2 separate regions of the Homo sapiens genome follow, and region 1 is linked to region 2. The links are chromatin contacts, found by Hi-C or POLR2A ChIA-PET in ENCODE. All regions are on one chromosome and are shown on one strand. The core of a region is the stretch at or near the end of the contact, and the rest is flanking DNA. Distances in the headings are between cores, read along the strand shown.

Region 1 (6,163 bases), core at 202-2,701, 1.7 Mb after region 2:
GGCAGGCCAGGCCACTGGGGAGATAACCTAGTTTAAGACTTGGAGTCTGGGGTGCAGGAAAGAGTGAAGAGGAGGGGACGGTTGTAGCACCCTGACATGAGCCTGCTCATCCCTTGGGGTCAGCATTTCTCACCTGCCCCTATTGGTTTCTGCACAGCAAGCCTCGCACCCCCTGTGAACACTCTTCAGAGACTCCTGCGGTGCTTCTCTCTCTTCCTGTTACCCGTCACCCCTCGTTCATTCCTATCCTTCTACCTCTGCACAAGGTGCTCCCTTTAGGGGTCCCACAGTGTCCTGTATATCCCTCTCTTGTTGGGCTTATTAGTCTGAACTGTCACATACTGGTTCTTTGTCCATCACTAGTACAGGGCTGTGAGCTAATTGAGAGTAGGAACTGTGATTTTGACCCCTGTCTTCCAAAATGTCTAGCAAAGTGAGAGGCCTCAGTCATGTTCACTGAATGAATGAATGAATTCTCCAGCACTCATTAGGCCCTGAGACCACTTATCTCTCCCATCAGAGGCCAGTGATATTTCTGAGGCTGAAAATGTTCTCCTCTACTCTTTTCCAGCAGTCAGCTCTCTTGGGCTCACCAAGAACCATGTCAACAGCCAGACTTGCTGCACTGCTGATATATGCAGCTCCCTTATCACAGCCTCCCAGTTCTTGTCTTTCCTTTCTTCTGTTACAGGCTTGTTTTTCACCATCAGGGTGACAAGGTCCCTCAGATAGAAAGTGGCAAGACCACAATTTGCACCCAGGTCCAAAAACCCCTGGTCTCTGCCTTTTATTAGCAGTGTGACTCCCGCGGCCGACTCTTCCCAGCCTGTGTTCTAAACATGCACCCTCACCCACATCAGTTCTTCCCTCTCTTCCTTACATTTTCAATTGCTCTCTCTATTGCTTCCTTCCCCTTAGAATATAATTATGTGCAAATGGCTCCTATTTTAACCCATTTCCACCCATTGACCAAAAGTTCCTTTCTAAATATTGCCTGTTTTGCTTTCACACCCAAGTTTCTTAAAAAGCATCCTGTGTCTCTTTCTTATGAACACTGTGCCCTGCTGTCTTCCTTTTCCTCTTTTCCATGTTTCTGCGATGGGCCAATTACCCCCTGGATGACACATTCTTTCTAGGGGGTTTCATACATTCAAGTTTTCTTGGCTTGAAAATCGCTCATCTTTTCAAGGTAGACTTTTCAGCATTCTGTTCCATTCTGGCAGGTGTTATTTTTATGAATTGGCAGTAGGGGGAGATAATTTTGCTTATATAGGTATGGGTTTTTGGCCTCTCATACTATATATTCACATTCTACCTAAGTGGAGTTGACCTGTACAAGGAAAAGATGTGAAGCTGAGTTACCTGGGAGCTCAAGAAACAGAACATTTAGATGAAACACTTGGTTGCTATTGTGCCAATAACTTTTCTCTTTTCCACTCTCCTGAGCAGCAGTGCTGCGGCTTGAACTCTGTGTCATGCTCTTTGCATCAATGCTGGGCAAAGTCAACTTGCTTTCCCGTAAGTAGTAGAATTATGGGAAAGTAAAAAGATTTCTTTCCACCTACCTCATAAGGGAGTGGCTGAAGGCCAGCTTTAATAGAAATGATGCTTTGTTACTCAATATTAACATTTGCAACATTAGGAAATGCAGTTTGAGTGTCTTTGTTTGTACTCTATTATCCGTTCATTATTGTCATGTTCTTCCTTAAAAGAAGGTGGGGCATCTGCTTGTTGGATTCAGGCAGAGCATGATTTTTAATATGTATATTCTTGGTCTTAAGCCACGAAAGTGTTGTAAATCACCAGCAAACAGCACTAAGTATTATCGTCCTCTAGGCACTGAAAATTTGAAATGAGCTGCTGACCCAGATTCTTTGAAGAGAATACTCAGTCATAAAATATTATTTCCTGTATTTAAAAATTACTTTTTTTCACTTCAAAGAAAATGAAGTGAAAAAAAATTCAGTCAAAGAAAATTACCTGGTATTTGTTACCCAGTTATGTGTTTTGGTTGAAAGTTCTTCTAATTAACTGTGAAGGAGTAATGTGATCCTCCTCCACCTTCTTTTTTTTCCAGTGTATTTGCTTCCCCTTTTCATTTTCTAGGTCATGTAAGAAATCTTAAATTAATTGTACAATTTTTTTCCAAGATGCTCAAAATCCTCTAGTTTTTATCATCTGAGTTCAGACATCCATGCATATGCCAGCAAATATTATTGTTTATAATAAAATTTCCTCCCGTAATCATCAAAGAGATAAATCAGATTTCAAATCCCAACATCAATGCGTTCATTTCTCAGAAATACTTCATGCTCATAAACAACTTCCACTTCTGCCCACCCACATGCATCTCTCCTGTGGCTCTGAAACTGCATGGATGAGGAGTAATCAGGGTCCCTCAAACATGGTGCTGGAAATTTTGCATGAAATGAGTTAAGGAGCACAACAGTATGACAAGAACCAGATGGCATACTTTTCCAAGAGGAAGTCTTGACTCTCCCTGATGTACTTACTGCCAGAGAAAAAGTACTATTTAAACTAAAAATTACTGCTTTTGTCTTCTGAGCATCATTTTTCTGGGGTCTTGTAATATAGCCTTAACACTTTTTTCTTAAGTTTTTGGAGTATCTTGAAAGGCCTATATTGACTTTTTTTGTTTTTGTTTTTGGTTCTTTCTTCAAAAGGTGAGGATGAGTGGGAGACAGTAACACTCAGATTGCTGAAACACACAGTACAATAAAAGAAGATGAAACTGAAATGTCAGGGTAGCTCTGGAGAGGGAAGAAGAGCCTGGGAAAGGAGAAGCAGTGGAGATAAGAGCAGAAGGATGGGGAGGACCCAGGGACTGGTGGTGGGATGAGTATGAGATCAGGGCTGCCAGTAGAAAACCCCCAGGGCTTGGATGGCCAAGGACCTTTTAAGAACAATGATTAGCGGTTTTCAATTTCAGGTTGCTGTTGGTGAAGCATGTCCAGGTTCTTGGCATCTTGAACAAAGAATTGGGCAAAACACACAAACAAAGTAAGGGAAGAGTGAGGCAACAAAAGCAGAGATTTATTGAAAATGAAAGTACTGTCCACAGTGTGGGGGTGGGCCCGAGCATAGGGACACAAGGGTCCTGATACACAATCTTCTTGGGTCCAAATACCTCCTAGAGGTTTCCCACTGGCCACCTGGTGTTCACCCATGTAAATGAAGTGGTGGCCTGCAATCAATCTGGTTGCTTTCCACTCAGAGGCTGAAGTGGTTACAAGGGTCACACTCCTATGCAAACTCCTAAGATTCACTTTAGCATGAGAGGCTAAGGTGAAGTTACAAAGTTGCACTTTTATGCAAAGGAAGACTTGGTCCGCAATCAGTCTGATTGGCTGTGGACAGCAACCAGTCAGAGGCTGAAGTGAAGTTATGAAGTTACACTCCTATGCAAACATCTGATTGGTTGCTTGGCACCAATCAGAGATACTTTCAGTTTCCCATCTGCCCTGTAGAAAAGGTGGGGGTTTGCAAAGGGAGTAGCCTCTGGTCCTTTTGTTACTTAGGCATGGAAAGTTAGGGTTTTCCTTTCAATTTAGTTCTATGAAGTCAATGTGAAACAGCCTTAGGTTCCCTGCCTTCAGACCCTATTCTACCTCAAGGTTGTTCTGTTTGGTGGGTACGCTGTGCTCCCTCTGTGTTATCCCAAAACCTTCATGGAGAGCCTGCCATATCTGGCAAATTTGTACAGGTGGATTTGGGGACTGAAGGCAAAAAAGGACCATGTTCACCTGGGAAAGAAGTGACATGAGGGACAAGAAGCAGGGGCATGAGTGGGACCACAGGCCACAACTACCCCCATGCATCCCAGTACCCTGCAGGGTGGCATTGGGAAGGGCTTTGGGATCTTCCCACACAACTCCGGTGAGGTTTGTGTCTGTGCCCGAGAGAAGCTGCACAAGAGGAACGCAGGAGGCCAGGGCTGGGGAGAGCGGCCTGGGGAAGGGTGGGAAGGCTGCAGGGCAGGCCTGGGGGCTGGAGGGGCAGTTGTGGCTGTTAGGAGGGAGTGTGGATCGTGTCACCTCCTGGGTTCCCTTGAGATATTTGGCGGGCTGGACGTGAGGGGGAAGAATCTGATAAAATACTAAGTTCTTTTGACCAACTAAGTTGGAGCATTACAGGCTGGGGCTGTGTTACAGACTGGAAGTGGGGCCTGATTTGGGTCTCTGGAGCTTCTGAGGTCTGGGACATTTGGTTTGCACAAGCCACTGAATCCATTTTTTATGAGAGACAGAAGCTGGATTAAATGATAGCTATATTTCTTTAATTTTTCCTATTCAATAATTGAAAGATATAAATTTCTAGGTCCTCTGTCTCTCCCAATTTGGCCAACACCGGTAGAGAAGCCACTAACTATTTGGTTAGTTTCATTTTACTTTTAGACTTCTAAAGGTACCTGGCTATTTACATTTAAGGGGACCCATCAAGTGCTAAATTTGTTGACTCTTTAATAAAAGAAAATTTTAAGAAAAGAAAAAGGAACTGATATATTTCACAACTGGTAAATTACAGTAAGCTAAAGTCCCATGACATTCCAGAGTGCCTCAACCACCCACAGCACTCTTAGAGATAATAAGGAAATTTCAGACTAACCAAACTTGTCCTGTGTATTTTCTTCCTGTGGTACATATTAGACTACAAAGCTTGCAGTAGAAGAAGAAAAGACAATCACTGTGTACTGCTGGGTTGTGGGTTCTGAAGCAAACTTGAAATTGAAGGTTAAAGCTGGGCAAATGTAGCAGAATGATCTGTTTCTGGAGAAAGTGATTCTAATGCAGAGATTATGGCCTGAGATTTTGAGAGGGGGCAGTGAGTGTTGTGGGGGCAGGCAATGGCCTGCTACGCAGACAGGATGGAGAGAGATAAATGGTCCTCCTGAAATAGTAGCTTTTGGGGTAGATATTACTGGTGACACAGCAGAACTGAGTGATGTACTCCTTGCTGGGGAGGAAACCAGCATTTTAAAATTCGCTACATATTTATGACCCTTTGGACCATAATCCTGGAGACCTTTGCTGTTCTAAGTGTCTGATGAGGACTCCTGAGCTGCCGGGTTCCAAGATGCAGCTGCCAGATTATGTTTATTTTTTGACAAAAACAGGAGCTGGTGGATCTCAAGTCTGGGACAGGGCCCTGGTGTCCTGCTGACCCTGATTGGAATTCATTTAGAAAAATGCAGATGGGCTGCACCGTTTCTTACTTAAGGATATAATATACCCATAATACTTTAAATGAAGTGCTGGAGATGTTTTCTAGAGGTCTCACCTTGCAAGAGATCTAGTGGGCTAGATGAAGCTAACCATCAAACTGCTGCCCCCGTTTGAGTCCCTGAGACAACTTCATGCCAGTCAGGACTCATACAAGTTAGGAGCTTTGTGATAATGAGTTCAGAATTAGTAGTGTTTCACTCTTCAGACTTGTCTTGAATTCTATCAATGACTTCCCTCAGTGGAATTTGTTTATTTATTTTTGAGATGGAGTGTCTCTCTGTTGCCCCGGCTGGAGTGCAGTGGCATGATCTCGGCTCACTGCAACCTCCGCCTCCCAGATTCAAGTGATTCTCCTGCTTCAGCCTCTTGAGAAGCTGGGATTACAGGCATGCACCACCAAGCCCAGTTCATTTTTTGTAATTTTGGTAGAGATGGGGTTTCACCATGTTGGCCAGGCTGGTCTGAAACTCCTGACCTCAAGTGATACGCCTGCTTTGGCCTCCCAATCTCAGTGGAATTTAGATCTGTCAATTTCTTACTTTTTGTATTTTGAAGCTATGTTATTGAGTGTGTTTGGATTTAGGACTGTGATATCTTTCTGTTGGATTCAGTCCTGATCACATAAAGTGCCCCTCTTTATGTTTGGTAACACTTCTTGCATTACAATCTCTTTTGTCTGATATTAGGATAGCTACCTCAGCTCCCTTGTGGTGAATATTTACATGGTGACTCTTTTTCTATCCTCTCACATTCAATCTATTTCTTATACTTAAAATGTGGTTGTTGTAAGCAACATATATTTTTATCCAGTATTACAGTCTTGGCTTTTTACTTGGGTTATTTAGTTAGTTTATACTAAAACTGATACAGTTGAGTTTATTTCTACTGTCTACCATTGGTTTCTATATGTAGACCTGTTT
Region 2 (6,146 bases), core at 3,236-5,735:
TGGGATATGCTGCAGCACAGGCGGAAGCAAAGCGCTGTGGAGACCCCAAGGCCAGATATAGGAGCTCTGCCTGGCTGAGTTAGGAAGGTTCTCCAGAGGTCACATCTGATCCAGGTGTCAAGGGATGAGCAGGAATTTATCTTGTGAAGAAGAGGTGGCTGGTTGTTTCAGCAAAAGAAATAGCTCCTAAAAAGACACCTGAGAGTAAGATGTGCCCCAAAAGTGTCCCCAGGGGTGATAGAGAGGCTGTAGCAGGAGGTAAGTCTGGAGACAGAATTCTGGTGGGGTTACTGGAGCAGGAGGGTCTGTCTGCTTTAGGGAATATACTGTGTTAGTTTTCTATTGCTGCATAGCAAATGACCCCAAAACTGAGACGCTTAAAACAGTCAACATGTGTTATCGTATAGTTTTCATGGGTCAGGAACACAGTTGTAACTTAGCAGTCCTCTGGCTCAGGGTCTCACAGGCTGTAATCAAGGTGTCAGCCAGGACCAAAGGCAACTCAAAGTTCTACCAAAGGAGGGTGAACTTCCAGGTTCACTCCTGTGGCTGCTGGCTGGAGACATCAGTTCCTTGCCACATAGGCCTCTCCACGGGGCAGGTCCCAACATGGCAGTTGGCTTAGAGAGAGACTTTTTGTAACCCAATCTTGGAAGTGACATCCCATCACTTTTGCTGTATTCAATTTGTTTAAAGCCAAGCACCAGGTCCATCCAGCCCACGCTGAAGAAGAGGTTACATGAGACAGAGAATACCAGGAAGTGATGATTACTGGGGGCTGTTTTAGAGGCTGCCTACGGCATATACCAAGAGCTATTTATGGCCTCATTGCAGCATTATCCCACTCTGCATAAATTATAGAGAAAGACATATAATTTTATTGCATATTAGTTTTTGTTGATGGGTACATTCTGGTCCCTAGGAGCCCTGAAGAACAATGTGCTTCATTTCACAGCTCTCCCTAAGGATTTTATACAACCCACTTGGCACTCACACTGTTATTATTAAATGGATTCAGCCAAAAGCTGCCTGTGGGGGTAGAGATCGGTGGGAAGGTAGGGCGGCAGAGAAAGGAAGTGCTCAGGACCCCAAATTGAATAAAGAAAAAGGTCACACGCCAACTGCAAGTTAGAAATGAATCTGAGTGAAAGTAAGTATCCTGGTTGACAGCTCACACATGATGCCAACTTGCCACAGCTTGGCAGCGCCTTTGGTTTTCCCACATGCAACTGAAAATAGCTAGCATTCATCCTGAGAGAGTGCTACTAAAATAAGTAACTACTTGGAGCTATACCTCACTGCTCATTCAAGCTGGAAGCTGTGTGCAATTATTTTGCTGAAATTAGATACAAATTAAGTTGCCACTTCCGGAACTCTTTCTCCTGTGCTATATTACAAAAAAGAAAGTGATTTTTGAACTCGGATAGCTTAGATGTTGCTTCTTAAAAATAAATGTAATCTCTTGACAGAATATCTAAAAAGACAGATTATTGATTTTAATCTCTCAGGAGACCTAACCTCTTCACGATCCAGGTTTCCTGATTTTCAGACCTGAGTTAAGTTGCTATGGATACAGAGTGACAGGCCAGTGAAGGAAACTGGGGACAGGGAGTGGCCTGCCCACAGGTGAGATATACTGTCTTTAAGCTTGTTAGGGATAGAAAAGGGGGCTAGCCTAGAATTGTCCTCTGGGACATAAGGTAATGGTCCTGCTCCCACTTTTTAAACAGTGGTTTGAAAGTTTTCTCAGGGTGTGCATACATTTGGACGTACAAGTTCTGCTACGTTTTAAAAAGCAAAACAGAATAAACAAACATATATGAAAACAAACAATAATAATGATAATCTGGGGCTTTCCTCAAACTTGGCTGGAAGTTACTGGCACACAAATAGTAGAGGTGTTTGGGGGTTTTCTGCTATGAAGGAGTCCTTGATTTGTACTATCTCAATAAAGCAACCTTCTTTTGACCTGCCTTTGGAAGAAGTAGGTGAATTTCTAAGAGCCCAGCTGTGCTGGACCCTAGGAGGCTGTCAAGACTCCCAGGGTAGGAATGTTCCTCCACAACTTTGAATTTCAATTTCCCTTTACAAAAGGCAAAATTTGTTTTATTCCCCATTGTTGGAGACATTAGTCATGGATGAAACAAATTTAAAACTCCCCCTATGCCCTGCTTCTTGCCCACCCCACACATTCCCACTCTATATCCTCATTCCAATCTAGTGAATCTTAGAAATGACACATTGAATGAAGAGCTTTGCAGGTAACCTTCCCTTCCTAATGAAGTTTCCTTTTTGCGGGGTTTTGGTGTGTGTGTGTGTGTGTGTTTGTAGTTCCATAATTCTCAAATGAAAAATTGCTAAAAGGTCATCTATACAAATCCTTAAGATGGTGAACCTCTACAACCTTACTTTAATTTTAGGAGATATTTCATTTCATGCCTTAAGTTTTGCAATTATTTTCAGTGTCTCCTTTTCCAGACTTCTTAGAGGACTTGGAAAGAAAATGAAATGACGTTGAACGAAATCAAAGTAAATTGAGTGATCTGAAACGATTTGATGTCAGCAAGAATTCCCCATACAGCTCACAGCCCTACCCCGAGCACGCCTCCCTCTTGGGTATGGTGAGTTCAGCTCCAAATTTATTCTGACAAGAAAGCACAGGCAATGGCTTCAGTGGGTCTAAATCAGGTGAAAATTCAAAGCAATCACCCTTCCTGGACAATCTTCTGCTTTCTCAGTGCTTATCATGGTCTGAAAATTCCTATTTAAAGAAGCAGAGCTTTCTTTTAAGTCCTAACAGAACAAAGTCACACTCAACAGTGCACAGGCACACGCCGGGATCGAGAATGCATTTTTGGCAAAAAGTCTCCTCTTTTCTCTGTCTCCTCCAGCTCTCTGCAGGCCCAAACCTTGCAGAAGCCATTCCATGTTTCCTGAGCAGGAAAAGACAAACTCAGACCGACAACCTTGGACTTCAAAAGACTGCACACAAGGGGAGGAAGGACTGAGAGTACCAAGGCGTGAGAATTCAGAATGCTGCTATCTCATTTATTTTTACCATTTAGGAAACGTTTTGATCTGCATTCCTTTTCCCTTCCCTGATTTCAAAAAATAAAAATAAAAATGCTTCGGTTCTGAGGAGTAACTCTCCAGATGGAAGGGGAAGATCAGGGGATGAATGGGGGAGGGCTGCTTGCGTCCTCTCCCCTGCCACACACACGCTCTCTGTTTCAGCCAGTGTAAAAATAGCCGCCCAGGTTTATGTATTCATCCCTAAGCTGCAATGAAGCGCCTGCCTCCCGGCCAGAGTCCGCTGCCTTTTAGTAGCTTATAACATCAGGTGACGCCTCCAGCCCTCCCATTCCCCGCCCCAGCCCGGATAAACGTCCTCCGTGACCTTAGAAGTTTTCAGTTTAATCAGCGGTATCGTTTTTGAGAGGAAAATCCTCCCAGCTTTGCGGGCTGGCAGGGCTCTGGGGCCCTCCCCTGCCTCCCAGCCCAGGCCGCAGAGCGAGAGCGTTTCCATCTGTGCTGCGAGCGGGAAGAGCCTCTCTGTGCTCCCCGGCACGTCCAGCGCGCGGGCGGGAACACGCTCTCCTGTGGGGGGCAGCTTTCCCAGGGACCTTGCCTAACGAGGGCCAGGCGGCTCCCCCGTGGGCCCCGAATGGCTCCTGGCAGGCAGACCCCTATCCCTGTCGAGAGCACTGATTTCCCCAGCGTCGGGGGAGGCAGCCGCGCCCTCCTGGAGCGAGGCAATCCAGCGGTCAGGCGGCGGCGAGGGCCTGCGCGTGCGCAGAAAAGAGCTGCCTCCGCGCCAGGCAAGGGGCGCGAGGGCGGAGGATGGAGGGCGAGGGCGCATGCGTCAGCCGTGCCGCTGGGGCCGCGTAGGAGAGCTGAGCTGCTGGGTCCTGCCGTCAGTGCAGTTTCTTGGCAGCACGTTGGGGACACTGCGCCATGAGAACAGAGCCACAGAATGTTAAAGGCACAGCCTCCTTCGAGGGCATTTGCATAATGCCTCCCGTTTACAGATGAGGAAATTGAGGCCCAAAGAGGTGATGGGAAAGGCCCAAAGCTGCATTTCTGGCTTCTGGCAGCTGGGACCAGATCCAGCTCGTATTGACATGGTTTAAGCACTTCTTCAATGAGCACTTATCAAAAGCCTAGATACTGTGTACTCAGTGTCTTGAGTGGCAGCGAAAGATAACCACGAATACGTCAGAAGCAGTGTAGCCACGGCTGCCCTGGATTTGGGCATAGAATCAGACAGACCTGGGTTTGATATGATGATTTCCAGAACCACACTACTAGTTGGATGGCCTTAGTGAAGCAGTTAACCGCTCCATGCCCTAGCTTTCTGGTCTGCAAAACGGAGATAAAAATAGGCTAGGGTCGTGGGATTTAAATGAGATAAGGTGCACATTGTTTAGCACAGTGCCTGCGCATGGAAGGCTCTCAAATAAATATTCGTGCAATGTTTTGAGAAGTAGAAAGTGCTAGGCACGTAGGCGTTCAGGAGACAGTCACGGTACTCGTTTCCAGACAGAAGTCATGAGGAACAAGAGGGAAGGTGCTTTCCCGTGTGCAGCGCTTGGGGAGACTCACACAGACAGAGGATCTGGCATGACAGGGAAAGGAGGAAATGGCTTCTGTTAATCTCTCCTTCAGCTTCTCCCGCCCTTCCCATGCACTCTTCCTGTTTCCCTTTCCAGTTCTCACGGTGACTCAAGGTAGGTGGCTGCAGAGAGACATTGGGACCTCTTACCAGGGAAAATATGTTCTGTAATCTGGCATAATTTAAGTTTTAAGTCCCATTTTATCATAGGGGTTCCCCTCCCCTTTACCTAGGTGTGATAGGCACAAGAAAAAGGAATGGAGTTAAGTGGATAAGTGACTAAGGTGTCACATTGGAGTAGTGTGGATCATAGATCTCAGAGCTGAAGATCATCTAGGTGGACTCCCTCATATTAAAGAAGAAGCAGTGAAAAACTGTGAAAGGCAAAATGACATCAAGTTTCAGACTCAAGTTGGAGCCATGGTGTTCTGTAGCACCATAGTTCATTCATCCACTCATACACACTACTCTGGGTGGATATCTGATATACTGCCAGGTACAAGGTTCTGCCTCAGTAGGCAGGGAAAGGGGAAAGGAAATAGAAATCCGGGAGGATTCTCGGGTTCTTTGTGCAGCTTCATGGATGTTGATACCATTTACTGTGATTGCAAGTAGAGGAACAGAAATGGACCTGAGAGGAAGATGGCATGTTTTGAACATGGGTTTGAGGTGGCTGTAGGACATCCAGGTGGAGACCTCCAGGAAGAGTTAGGAACATGAGTTCCAAGCACAGGAGAGAGGCCTGGAGGTGCCCACTGGGGAACAGTCAACTTAAAGATGGTCACTGAAGCCAAGGCAGGGCTGGGATGGCCCAGAAGAGCAGGCAGAATGAAAAGACTATGAAAGCATGAAACCCAAACCTGACAGATACCAGATCCTAAGGATCAAATAAGAGATCCTGAGGAACAGATGGAGAAATGGAAAGAAAACCAGAAAAAAGTGGCATCAAGCAGTTCACATCAAGACTCTCCAGGTTGAAGACGTAGTCAGGAGTGGGAAATGCCACCGAGATGTGAAGCAAATGAGCACCGGAATATGTCTGTTGTATTTGACAATGAGGAAGTCATTGATTACTTGTGAGACATTGGTTTTAGTGGGGATGTGAGGGCAGAAACAAAATCACACTAGGTTAGAAGCAAAATGGAGTCAAAGAAGAGAAGAGGCAGGGGTAGTGGGTATAAACCACTGCTTCAAGAGAGTTGGTTAGGCAGGGAGGGGGAAGTTACAGCTAAAAGGGGAGGCAGGGAGAGTTTCCTTTATTCATTGTCGTTTTGTTTTATTTGTTGTGTTTTGTTTTTGCAACTATGGGAAACTGGAACGAGCTTATAGGAAAGGGGAAGCAGGAGGGGTCAGCAAGGAGAAATAACTTGGAGTCTCAGTACAACCCCCAGCACCACCACAGGGTGAGTGACAGAAGAGGGGATTCTGGCCCCAGATAACCCAAAGGAAGGGATCCTCTTCCTTGGTTATTTTTTTTCTACCACTGGAAAGGAAGAAACGTACATGGGAGGTTTAGAAATGGACTTGGGGAGCT

The links. A loop is a pair of places that touch in the nucleus more often than their neighbours do. ChIA-PET counts read pairs that join two places held with the same protein, here RNA polymerase II (POLR2A). Pooled maps may share reads with other maps.
Region 1: a loop to region 2 is called in a pooled map, with 20 times the contacts of the local background. The contact joins the enhancer-like site here to the promoter of LINC00881 in region 2. A Hi-C loop is called at or near these places in 1 of 50 pooled maps. POLR2A ChIA-PET finds 5 or more read pairs at or near these places in 2 of 52 experiments (IMR-90 and activated CD4-positive, alpha-beta T cell).

Annotation. Positions count from the first base shown.
Region 1 is chr3:158,772,782-158,778,944 of GRCh38, forward strand. All of the region lies in intron 4 of LOC100287290 (a long non-coding RNA gene), which reads left to right. Among named protein-coding and RNA genes, the nearest start is that of MFSD1, 26 kb to the right of the region's middle. RefSeq lists an enhancer at 1-2,802. Within about 2 kb of position 1,452, at least 6 of the 41 ENCODE cell types and tissues checked have a DNase peak (open chromatin) inside an H3K27ac peak, as active enhancers do.
Region 2 is chr3:157,085,396-157,091,541 of GRCh38, forward strand. It overlaps LINC00881 (long intergenic non-protein coding RNA 881), which reads left to right and starts at 4,486. Exons shown (of 3, transcript NR_034008.1): 1 at 4,486-4,727. All of the region lies in intron 3 of LINC00880 (long intergenic non-protein coding RNA 880), which reads right to left. LINC02029 (long intergenic non-protein coding RNA 2029) reads left to right here. Exons shown (of 3, transcript NR_135546.1): 2 at 2,464-2,621; 3 at 2,892-3,152. RefSeq lists a silencer at 3,781-3,830 and an enhancer at 4,791-4,890.